2 separate regions of the Homo sapiens genome follow, and region 1 is linked to region 2. A link is a contact called in ENCODE Hi-C or POLR2A ChIA-PET data. All regions are on one chromosome and are shown on one strand. The core of a region is the stretch at or near the end of the contact, and the rest is flanking DNA. Distances in the headings are between cores, read along the strand shown.

Region 1 (6,336 bases), core at 3,167-5,666, 220 kb after region 2:
CTTCATTCCCATTCATTCTTAAGTCATTCAACTCAAGCAGTCTGTACCACATGCCCAAGAAAGTGTCCTCATTCTAATCACCAGTGCCCTCCTCATGGCCAGATCTGATGGACACTGGTTTTTATCCCTTTTGACCCGTCTGTAGAATTTGACACCATACATTTTATTTCTCCCTTCTCGAAAGTTCTCCTTAGCTTATCTCTCCACATTTTCTTTGCCTACAATTGTTCTTTTTACCCTTTAAAACATAAAGGTTAGATTCTAGTCTTCTGTAAGGCTCCATCTGAATTCCTCCTTTCTACTTACAAAACACATTCACAAGTGATCTCACTTCAGTGACTTCCAATACACCGATGGACGAGTGGTTCACAAACCGCTCTCTCTCACTTCCTCTTTTCTCTAGACCACCACTTTCATGTTGTCAGCTACCTTACAGACTCCACCACTTAGATGACCAGAAGCTACATCAGGGTTATTAACTCAACTAATTACTTTTACCCTCAAAGTCTCCTCTCCCTATTTTCCTTACCTTGGTTTATGATACCCAGATAGACAATTTTTTAGCCATTCTTGGCTTTTCAGTCTCCTCTACAATCAAAATCCATATTGAATAATTCCCACATAATTTTTCTCACTTTAATATGTGTATAATCTAGTCCTTCCTTTCTTTCCATAATGCTAGAAACTTTGTTCAGGAACATTCTTTTGTATATTGATTGATTCTGTTGTCCATTCATTCAATAAATGCTTACTAAGTGCCATGTAATGACACTATGCTAAGGGCTAAAAGTGGAGCTTACACTCTGATGGGAGACACAGATAAATAAGTTACTATATAGTGTGGTAAAGGCTAGATAAGGGGAAGACAGGTTTGATGTTTGAGCACATAGGAGAGTTCCTAATTCCTTACTAGAAGGTAAGAGATGCATCAGAGAAGGCTTCCCAGAACTGTTCCCTAAGATGAGGCTTGAAGAGAGAGGACAACTTATCCATGTGAAGTTGAGGGCAAGAATATCCATAAAGAGGGATCCACATGTGCTGAAACCCAGAGTGGCTGAGCACATGGCTTGCTTCAAGAACTGGAAGAGGGCAGAGTGGCCAGAGCCTAGATTTCTAATGGTGTGATGGCAAGAGGCAAGACTGGAGAGTGGGGCAGAAAAAAATGGTATGTGGTTTGTAAGCTCTGCCAAGGGGTTGACATTTTTTTTCAGCAAAGAAGTGACATAGTCAAATTGTCAGTTTAGAAAGATATCTCTGGTATGCTAGGGGGCAGATGATCAGGGTGAGAATGGAGAGGGAAGACCAGCGAGGAAGCTGTTGTAGTAATCCAGGTATGAAGTGACACTGCCCTGACCATGGGCATGGAAGCCAATAAGGAGATGGACATGTTTAAAATATTTGTAGGTGGGTGTCAAAGATGATGTCCTAGAAATATGGGACATGTTCAGCACTGAGGTAGGATACAGAGAGGGAGACCAGGTTTTGTGGGAGTAGATGGAGATAACAGAAGGATATCCAACTGCTCCTTCTTGGTCTCTTGTCCCATCTGTCTTTGTCTCCTGACCTATTAGCTTTGGTGGCGCCATCACTCAGTCCTCCTCTCTTCATTCTCTACAGTCCCTCTCCTCGGAGATCCCATCCACTCTCATGGCTTTTCATGATGTCTACATGCTGACAACTTCTTAATTTAAATCTCTAGCCCAGACCTTTCTCCTTAACCCCGGGACTCAAACATCCAACTGCATGCCCGGCATCTCCACTTAGATGCCTAAAAAATGTATGTCAGGCTGAGTGCAGTGGCTCATGCCTGTAATCCCAGCACTTTGGGAGGCTGAGGCGGGTGGATAGTGAGGCGGGTGGTGGTCAGGAGTTCAAGACCAGCCTGGCCAACATGGTGAAACCCCGTCTCTACTAAAAATACAAAATTTAGCCAGGTGTGGTGATGTGTGCCTGTAATCCCAACTACTCAGGAGGCTGAGGCAGGAGAATCGCTTGAACTTGGGAGGCGGAGGTTGCAGTTAGCCAACACCACATCACTGCACTCCAGCCTGGGCAACAGAGCAAGACTCCATGTCAAAAAAATAAAAATAAAAAAACCTCCATTGTGGGCAAAACTACATTCCTGGTCTCCTCATATCCTACAAACATGCTTCACCAACCAGAGTCTGCATGTCGGTAACTGGCAAAGCCATTCTCTCTGTTAAAAAAGTCAAAATCCTTGGCATATTCTCCTTTTTTTCTCACATGCCTCAGATCTGACTCCATCAGTAAATCCGGATGGAGTTCGATCTGAGGCATGTGACAAAATAGCTCTGTCTTCAAAATAGAACCAGAATTCGGCCACATCTCCCCACTCTCCCCTTCCTTCCTGGCCCAGGCCACCAGGGTCCCCCTCCTGGAACACCACTGGAGCCTCCCAGCTGGCCTCACCACTCCACCTTTGCCCTGAACTGCCCCCCAGCCACTAGCAGTCTTCTCTCCCATATGATCGAGGTGAATACATTCCAACATAATCCCCCCTTGTTCAACACCCTGCAATGACTCCCCATTTCACTCCAATAAAAACCTGAATCTCCCAGGGGCCTACAAGGCCTTACATGCTCTGCTTCTTTGTCCTTTTGATCTCAGCTCCCGGTCAACAAAGTCCAGGCTTACTGGCCCCCTTGCTGTGCTTCAGACACACCAGGCACATTTAGTTCTTCCTTCTTGCCTCTGCCCAGAAATCTCTTTTCCCATCTCAGACATCTGGGTCCACAAAAGCCACCTTCCCAATTTCCGAGCTACAAACCTATCCCCATACCTCTCCTCCAGGCAGTTCTGATGCCCCAGCCCTACTTTTTGTTTTTCCCTGTAACACACATCAACTTCTGAAACACTACATCATCAGCTTGTTATGGGTATTAATTGTTGTCCCCAGCTAAAAAGTAAGTTCCACAAGAGCAGGGGTGTTGGGTTTTGTTTACTGATGTATCCCAAGCATCTGATGCATAGTAGGACCCCAGTAAATACTTGTCAAATTTGGTCTTAAATAGCTGTTGCATAGACAAAAGTGATATTGGAGAGATGGATTTCGGGATTCTCTGGAGATCCTTCAACAAAACATATCAGACTTTCTTTAATGTGGCCACAGCCTAATCTTATACCTTTTTCCACTGTCAACCCAGCCCACCTGGCCTCTATGCCAATTGCAGCTTCCTGGACAACCCTGCATCTTCTCCCCAGGTGCCCGTGTGTGAGTCCACTCCACCCAAAGTGTCTGTCCCCTACCTCAGCTGCACCTGAGCAGCTCCAACTTATCCTGCAAGACACAGCTCAAGTAGTATCCCCTCTGAAATACTCCTTGGCCCCGCTTTCTGTCTGCATAGTTAGCTCTTCTCCCCCGTGCTGCTCCACTGACATGCGCACACCTTTACAGCACAGCCTGGGCGTGTTGCAGGTGGAAGGTGGAGATTCCCAGTCAAGGGGCAACACCTGTATGGTTGGAAAAGTTGTTTGTTTTAATTTCTTGCCCTCTCTTCTCTCTTCTATTTCTTTCCTCTCCCATAAATACACATACCGCCTATATACACACAACCTGCCCTGAATTGTTTTCCTTGAATTGATGAGTTACGTAAATGCAATCCTAAGCACAGTTGTTTTCAGGTTGTCCTAACCTTTTGCTTTATTGATTTTTCAAGGATCCAGAGTGTTTACTGAGTTTCAGAAATTGGATTCTGTACTTATTTTTCTGTACTATCCTAGTTTTATGAGAATCTATTTGCTCAGCATTCTCTATTCTTTTAAAAGTGTTTAAGATTTTTGTAAACAGTTTTGTTTGGTTCTTTATTTTCTGGTGACATATTGATCTCAACATAATGCTATTCATATACTTTTAATTCTTCTTCCAACACTGTTAGGATTGCATTATGTTCACCCAAGGAATCCACATCTGTACAAAATGTGGCCAGGTTTGGCTATTCCTTCACATTCACAGTATTCTCATGATTTCTAACAATTCTTGTCTACTTTGCCTAAATAAGAAAATGTCATATACTGACAATTTTGATCGTGAAAAAGAGACCTTAGTTCATACCAGTGTCAGAGTCTACTTGCAAACATTGATTTCCAAGAAAATTTCTCAGGTGTGAGCAAATAAGCAAAATAAATTCAGACCTAAGAGAAAATAGCACTACAAGGAACGCCCAGCTCATTCAAACGCTCTGCATTTTGAGACTAGAGGGGGCTTGGCCTTTGGCACCCTCACACCTCTCCCCTTTGTCTCTCTGTCCCTGGGTGCTGATTTCTCTTTCTTTGTGTGACAGCCACTGTGAAAAGAATGGGGTTCACTCACCACCTGCATTCCTCCACAGCCATTTGATATCTGCTTTCGATAACAGCAGAGGAAACTGATCAGTCATATAAATCCAATCCTGAGCATAGTTCCTCGTTTGGAATTGTACCATGCTTTATGCCGAGGACATTTTCAAACACGGAGGGAGGGGATGTCTGATTCATTCGTGAGTAATGTACCAGCTTCCTCTCCAACTTGTCTCCCTTCAGTGGTTCACATTCTGACTATTCAGTCGGTTTATCCTTTCCAAACCCAGTATTTGAATGCAACTGGCAAAGGTTGATTGCCTCTTTTTTTTTTTAATATATAGACTTGGAAAGATGTTTCTCAAATGTGATTTGCGGATTTATGTTATTCAGTCTTCCTGGATTAATTGAACAAAAACTGGTAACACTGCTACACAGTCTGAATCACAAAATTATGTCCATCCATTTGGCTGAAAAATACGAAAACAAATACTTGTATAAGTTTTCATGCATTTTAGCACTTTCTTTACATTGGGGAAGTTCAACCTTCACACTTTCAAGGGCAATGAAACATTTTTGTCTGACCTACAATTTATTAATGGGACAAAAGCCCATCTGTCAATCAGGGCTCTGAGAGTTCAATGTATTTTCTGAACAATATTTTTTACATTATGTACAATGGTAAAAACAAATGTCCATTTATTCTTCTTTCCAAGAAGTTGAGTACTTTCAACCATTCTTAAAAGGACAAAGATGTTTGCTGACAGAATATGAATTTATAAAGGATAATCTTGAGGATATAATGGCATTCTATTCTTTTTATCTTTACTCTTGCCATATCAGAGTTGGATAATAGTCTCAATCATATGTTACAACTAGAAAATGCACAATTGGCTTTTTCTTATGCTAACAGGCAGCCATTTTCAACTTTTTAAATGATTATAGGACTAAGAGGGGATGCAAAAACAGATAAGAATCTGAATAAAAGCACTATCTGTCAAAGAAACAACATTTGTGTAATAATCAAGAAACCGTTTAGAGCACCCCCTGGAAACATTAATTATAACACATGCAAATCATTCCTGTACAAAGCTTAACTTGTTTATCTCCTATAGCCACCTGTATTTGAATTTTTTAATAAGCTCATTTATTATAAATAAAGCATGTAAATCAATCTGGGAATACCTTTTCTGTTTCAGAAATTTCATGTAAATGACAGGCTGCCACATACAGTACAACTATAGAGGGGAAAAAGTTTCTTTACTCCCTTTCATATAGTTATACCTTCATATGACACTTAAAACCACCTGCCAGGAACTTTTAAAACATGTTTTAGATGCACAGAAGCAAACCCAAATGAAAAAATGCTATGCAGTTTTGCAATACATATATACCACAGAAAGCTTTAAAAACATTCTACCCCAACAGATAAATAGATTTGGCCCAAATCTTTTTAATGTGAGTTTTGTGGGTAAAAAAGATTATTGTTCCCTTATTTTTCCCCATTTGCTGACGACTAGGATTGTCATATAAAATACATTCCTGGGACATGCTTATACTAAACAAATTATCCACTGTTTATCTGAAATTCAAATTTAACTCAGCATCCTATATCTTTACTTGCTAAATCTCAGTTGGGATATGGGCTTACTCTTTTTTTTTTTTTTTTTTTTTTTTTTTGAGACAGAGTCTGGCTCTGTCATCCAGGCTGGAGTGCAATGGTGTGATCACGGTTCACTGCAGCCTCAACCTCCCTAGCTCAAGTGATTCTCCCACCTCAGCTTCCACAGTAGCTGGGACTATAGGCACATGCCACCATGCCTGGCTAATTTTTTTATTTTTTGTAGAGATGGGGTTTGCCCAGGCTGGTCTCAAACTCCTGAACTCAAGCAATCGTCTGGCCTCAGCCTCCTGAAGTGCTGGGATTGCTGGCGTGAGTCACAGTGCCTGGCCTGAGCTAACTCTTTTTTAAAGAGTTAAAATACTGGTTCCTATTTGTTTTTACTTCTCTAGTATGGGAGGCTGTTACTGTGGCTTCTG
Region 2 (6,373 bases), core at 2,675-5,174:
AGAAGAAAATCATATTATTATTTCAATAGGTGAAGAAAAATCACTTAAAAAAATTAAACACTGGGCCCAAACTCTCAGAAAACTAGGAATAGAAGGGAATGTTCTCAATTTAATAAGGTACCTCTAATGAAAACCCACAGCTAACATTGTAGTTAATAGTGAAATACTGAACACTTCCCCTTGGGATCAAGAATAAGACAAATGCATTCACTCACATTACTCCTATTAGCATAGTACTGAAAGTACCATAAGGCAAGAAAAACAAATAAAATATAGACAGATTGTAGAGAAGGGAGTAGAACTGTTGCTATTTGCCAATGTTGTGCTTGTGTATGTAGAATATCCTAAGGAATCAACACAACTCTAGAGGTAAAGAGTAAATTTATCAGGTTCTTTTAATTCAAGGTCAATTAACAAAAATAAATTGTATTTCTACATATTCAAAGCAAATAATTGGAAAATTAAAATTTTTAAATTATCATGTATAATAGCATCAAAACCATAAAACATTTAGAAACAAATTTAACAAAATATGTGCTGGATCTTTCAAACTGCAAAACACTGCTGAAAAAAATTAAAGGTCAAAATAAACGGGGAGATGTACCATGTGTCTTGGTTGGAAGACTCCATGTTATTAAGATGCCCATTCTCCATAAATTGATCTACAGATTCAACACAATTGCAGTTAAGAATTCCATAGATCTTTTTTTTTAGAAACTGACAAGGTGATTCTCTCTCTCTCTTTCTCACACACACACACACACACACACACACATCTTAGATTACTATATATTTGTGAAAAACATACATATATTTGTACATGCGTGTACAAAGAATGTAAATAGTTGAAACAATTTTGAAAAAGAACAAAGTTGAAGTACTTATGTAACCAGATTTCAGGAGTTAAAGCTACATTACTTGAGATAGTGAAGTAAGAATATATGTATAAATTAATGGAACAGAAAAGAGTGCCCAGAAAGAGACTCACGCATAGATGTGCAATTATTTTTAATAAAGTCAGCAAGGTAGCTCAATGGGAAAGAAAATTCTTTTTAACAAATGGTGCTAAATTAACTGCATATGCCCATGGAAAAACATGAACCTTACACCATGAATAATAATTACCTTGAAATAGACTGTAAACTTAAACGTAAAAGCCAAAACTAAAAAAAAAAAAAAACTTTTAGAAGAAAATATATAAGAAAATATTCAGGACTTTGGGGTAGACAAAGACGTTTTAGCAAAAATGCAAAAGGCATACACCATCAATGAAAATTGGTAAGTTGGACAAAATTTGAAACATAAGCTCTCTGGAAGACATTATTAAGAAAACGAAATGGCAAGCCACAGACTAGAAGAAAATAGTCACAATACATATATATATCAGACAAGATACATGTGTCAAGATTTTATTTAGAACTTTAAAGTTTTGATTAGAAGATGAACAACCCACTTTAAAAAAAAAAGAGGACAAGTACTAAGCAGATATTTCACACACAAAAAAAGTTTATGAATCACCAATAAGGACATAAAAAGATGTTCATCATTAATCATAAGGAAAATTACATTAGTCCATTCTCACACTGCTATAAAGATATTAGCTGAGACTGGGTGATTTATAAAGGAAAGAGTTTTAATTGACTCACAGTTCCACATGGCTGGGGAGGCCTAGGGAAACTTGTAATCATGGCGGAAGGTGAAGGAGAAGCAGGCACCTTCCTCACAAGGTGGGAAGAGAGAGAGCATGCTTGAAGGAGGAAGTGCCACTTTTTTCAACCATCAGCTCTCATGAGAATTTACTCACTATCATGAGAACAGCATGGGGGAAACCATTCCCTGATCCAGTCACCTCCCACCAAGTCCCTCTCTCAATAAGTGGTGATTACAATTAGAGATGAGATTTGTGTGGGGACACAGAGCCAAACCATATCAAAAATGCAAATTAAAACCACAGTGAAATACCACTACACATCCACGAGAATGGCCAAAATGAAAAATACTTACAATGCCAAATGCTGGTAAGAATGTGGAGCAACTGAAACTTTCGTGCACTGTTGCTGAAAGTGTAAAATGGTACAAATACCTGGAAAACAGTTTTGTATTTTCTTTGGTTTTTTTTTGTTTGTGTGTTTGTTTGTTTGAGACAGGATCTTGCTCTGTTGCCCAGGCTGGAGTCCAATGACATGTCATATCTCACCACAAACTTGACCTACCCAGCTCAAACAATCCTCCCGCCTCAGCCTCCCTGAGTAGCAGGGACTACAGGTGCATGCCACCATACCCAGCTACTTTTTTTTTTTTTTTTTTTTTTGTAGAGACGAGGTCTCTCTATGTTGCTCAGGCTGGTCTAAAACTCCTGAGCTGAAGTGATCCTCTTGCCTTGGCCTCCCAAAGTTCTGGGATTACAGGCGTGAGCCACCATGCCTGGCCTTTTCTTCATTTTCATGTGAAGTTAAACATCTATTCATCATATAACCTAACAATTCTTTCCCCTGTTTTACGCAAGAAAAATGAAAACATGTATCTGCAAAAGGATTTGTACGTAAGGATTCATAGGAATTATATTCATCATAACCCAAAACTGGAAATAACCCACGTTATTCAGTAAGTTATATCAATATTTGAATGGATAAACAAATGATGGCATATTCATACAACAGAATAGTTCTGAGTCATGTTCATGTTCTATGGACACTTCTGTAAATTCAATCTCATTTTCTCATTTAATAAGCATAATTCCTGCTAGAGTAGGAGCTATAAAATATGCTGCCCCTTAAATGATGTTGAAGAAATTTCCATATTAATGATTCATAATTACTTGTCATGTTCCATACTCACTCATATTGAACCCCAAAGTTATGTTATCATGTGCTAGTCTTTCTAAATCATTTGCTAAACAAATCAAGGAATCAGAGAGTATGGCATGTATGACAACACCTCATGTCATTATAGATATTTTAAGTATTTTAAATAGCTCTTCATCCTCATTAAAACTGGGAACACTGTGGAGACTTCTAGATTTATGCATTATTTTTACTTATATAACACAGCTTTTCTTCATGTCCTCTTCTTCACTGCTTCACAAACCAACCTGACATGTTTAAAAACTTTATATTCCAATGTACATTTAGGGAATATTTTATAAAGAGACACAGAATTGCCCAGCACTTCACTCAAATGTTACTCATTAGACTTACCTCTTCCCAGGCTCTTCGGACTCTCAGCAGCTAGTTCCTCTCACAGTCTCAAACCCCCTTCTCCTCCCCCAATCACCTATCTTCCCTCTCTCTCCACTCATTTCTCCCAGCAACCACTCCATCTCTCTGCTGGTCTCTTTTTTTTCACTCCTTTCTGTATCTCTCAGCATTTCTCATGCAGAACAATTTAATTCTCACTCCCCTTCAATTTTGAATTCAAGCAGTTGGCCCTCTGCTTAATACTGCCTTAAGCATTATCCGAAAATGAAGATTTCATTTCAAAGTTCTCAAATTACCAAAACTTATTCTTTTTGTGGATAAAAGGAATTGTAAGTAACATCTCTATTGTTTTACCCTTATTTTAGGATAGTTTCATAATGCATAATTAATGCTCTAAAAATAGTTGTAAAAGTTTCCTATGAAATGCATGATTAAAATATAAGATTGCCTTAATGAAAAAATAGCTCATGAATTTTTATTATATTTTTAAAGTTTAACAACAAAGAAGATATGCCAAGCAAAAATATAACAATTTCTTACATGTGGAACATTTTTAGGTATAAAACAGAAAAATATAATTTTCATGGAATAACTACTAGCTACAACCATATGCTAATATTTTCTAAGGTGATATTGTAACCTTAAAAAGCCCAGAGATTTCAAATTAGCCAAAGATGTGTCAGTTGAGTTATTCATTTATAGTAAGCTTTCAGGCCTTAGGACATCACCTATGAACTAAAAATGCTGAGTCAAAAGCCTACCAAGTGACTCATCCTTTCTTATCTTCTTTTTCCACAATAACCATCTTTAGTCACTAATTCCCTAAGTCTAGAGGGAAGGAACTGACCCAAATGCCTTAAAAAAGTAGAACTTTCTTCCCAATGGACGTTTGAAGAAAGACCCCCACCAGCACTCGAAATTGCCAATCTTCCTAAATTTTGAAAAAGTATTAAATACATACATCTGAATAAAATTATTATACTCACACAGGAATATATTTTCCTCTCTGCAGGAAAAATAGAGAAAACCATAAATATTTTATCAGAATGTAATTGTTCAGTGAGCCATCATTTCAACCACTTAGGAAAAATGGAGAGAAGAAAGTCACGTTCAATTATTATTTGACACTAACACCACATACAAAACAAAAATAAGTTTAAGATAACATCTATAAGTATAAATGCTATATAAATACTAGAAAATATTTAATGTGTGTGTGTGTGTGTGTGAGAGAGAGAGAGAGAGAGAGAGAGAGAGAGAGAGAGAGAGACAGAGAGAGGAGATTGCTTACTATTTGGTATAACTTGCAAAAAAAAATATTCATTTGGTTGTAGGGCAAACCTAGATTGGAAGGATAAGAATCATTGCACTTCACTTCCTCCAGGATCCATCTGTCATCTTTGGCTTAGAGACAGATAACTGTTTTCACTTAATTTGTTTTCCAGTTCATGTTTCTCAGATGTTTAACATGGTATTTTGGAAAAGGCAAAACTATGGAGACAGGAAAAAGATCAGGGGTTGCCAGGAGTTTAAGGGAAGGGAAGGATGAATAGGCAGAGCATAGAGATTATTAGGGCAATGAAATTATTCTGTATGATACTGTAATGGTAGATATGTGCCCTTATGCATCTGTCAAAAGCCACAATAAGTAAAATCTAATGTAAACTATGGATTTTAGTGATAATATATTAATATTGGCTTATCAACTGAAACAAATGTACAACTAATACAATGTCTCAGGAACAGGGAAAACTGAGATGAGAGGGTAATATAGGAAATCTCTTTACTTTCAACTCATTTTTCTACAAACCTAAAACTGATATAAAAAGAAGTCTATTAGTTAAAATTCAGAAAAGGAGAAAAACATTGATAAGAAAATACTTTTTTAAATGGAAGACATATAAAAAAACATAAATTAGGCCTTACTGAGGATTTCTGTGGGTCACTGAAGTGGTGTTTGCATAACATATTACATATGAAATTTTCCTAAAACTGTCCTTGAGTACATGTCCCTTTTTCATGTTTTTGTTTCAATCATTTTGGGGGTACAGGTAGTTTTCGGTTACATGAATAAGTTATTTTGTGGTGATTTCTGAAATTTTGGTGCACCCGTCACCCAAGCAGTGTACACTGTACTCAATATGTAGTCTTTTTTTCCTCACCTCCCTCCCACCCTTCGCCCCAAGTCCCCAAAGTCCATTATAGCATTCTTATGCCTTTATGTCCTCACAGATTAGCTCCCACTTATAAGTGAGAACATACGATATTTGGTTTTCCATTCCTGAGTTACTTCACTTAGAATAATGGCCTCTAGTTCCATCCAAGTTGCTGCAAAAGACATTATTTCATTCCTTTTTATGGCTGAGTAGTATTCCACGGTGTATATACCCACATTTTCTTTACCCACTCATTGGTTGATGGGCGCTTAGGTTCGTTCTATATCTTTGCAATTGCGAATTGTGCTGCTATAGACATGCATGTGCATGTATCTTTTTTACATAACGTACGTCCCTTTTTTAAAAATAATTATTTTGTAGAGAAGAGATCTTGCTAAGTTGCCCAGCTGGCCTTGAACTCCTGGCATCAAGCAATCCTCCCGCCTCAGCCTCCTGAAGTGCTGGGATTACAGGCATAAGCCATCGCGCCCAGCCCATATGTCTTCCTTTTTCCTAGGTCTGCTCCTCACAGCAGCAGCTTAAATCTTTCCTTCTATTTCTCTCTAACCTCACAGGCCCTTGCTAATTTTGCTCCTCACTTGTAGCATCTTTTTTTTATTTTTGTCATGAAAAGAAATTTAGACTTTCAGGCTTCCGGATCCAGCGTGTTCATCTGTTATGCTGTTAACAGTATCACAACAAAAGCATGGTAGGTGAGTAAGACAAAAAGAGAGCCCTCCTCCCAAGGTAGATTATGGTTGGGTGGGAGAGAGGTGGCTGGGAAGGTTTGCAGACCTGCTTTCACCATCACCATCTTGCCACCTGTCTGAGGAGTGAGGAAAAGGAGAAGAAAGGTTTCCAGCATGGCAACAGTGTGGCCAGGAGTGCAATTCACTTGAGATATAGGAGAGGAAATGAATTCCTGGGGGAAAGTGAGGGATTTGACCAATATTCAATCCAACTATAATGTATCCCATACTACAGGTAAGATTAAGTTGCCAGTTACATAGAGGAAAAACT

What was found. A loop is a pair of places that touch in the nucleus more often than their neighbours do. ChIA-PET counts read pairs that join two places held with the same protein, here RNA polymerase II (POLR2A). Pooled maps may share reads with other maps.
Region 1: a loop to region 2 is called in a map of PC-9, with 6 times the contacts of the local background. The contact joins the promoter of COMETT here to the enhancer-like site in region 2. A Hi-C loop is called at or near these places in 1 of 168 maps with a recorded cell type or tissue (PC-9) and 1 of 50 pooled maps. POLR2A ChIA-PET finds 5 or more read pairs at or near these places in 2 of 52 experiments (BJ and MCF 10A).

Annotation. Positions count from the first base shown.
Region 1 is chr7:116,683,611-116,689,946 of GRCh38, forward strand. COMETT (cytosolic oncogenic antisense to MET transcript) reads right to left here and starts at 4,417. Exons shown (of 5, transcript NR_165033.1): 1 at 4,331-4,417. The region is part of intron 1 of MET (MET proto-oncogene, receptor tyrosine kinase); the gene reads left to right.
Region 2 is chr7:116,461,992-116,468,364 of GRCh38, forward strand. The region is part of intron 1 of CAV2-DT (CAV2 divergent transcript); the gene reads right to left. Among named protein-coding and RNA genes, the nearest start is that of CAV2-DT, 34 kb to the right of the region's middle. Within about 2 kb of position 3,925, at least 7 of the 41 ENCODE cell types and tissues checked have a DNase peak (open chromatin) inside an H3K27ac peak, as active enhancers do; they include PC-9, where a contact is called at or near this core.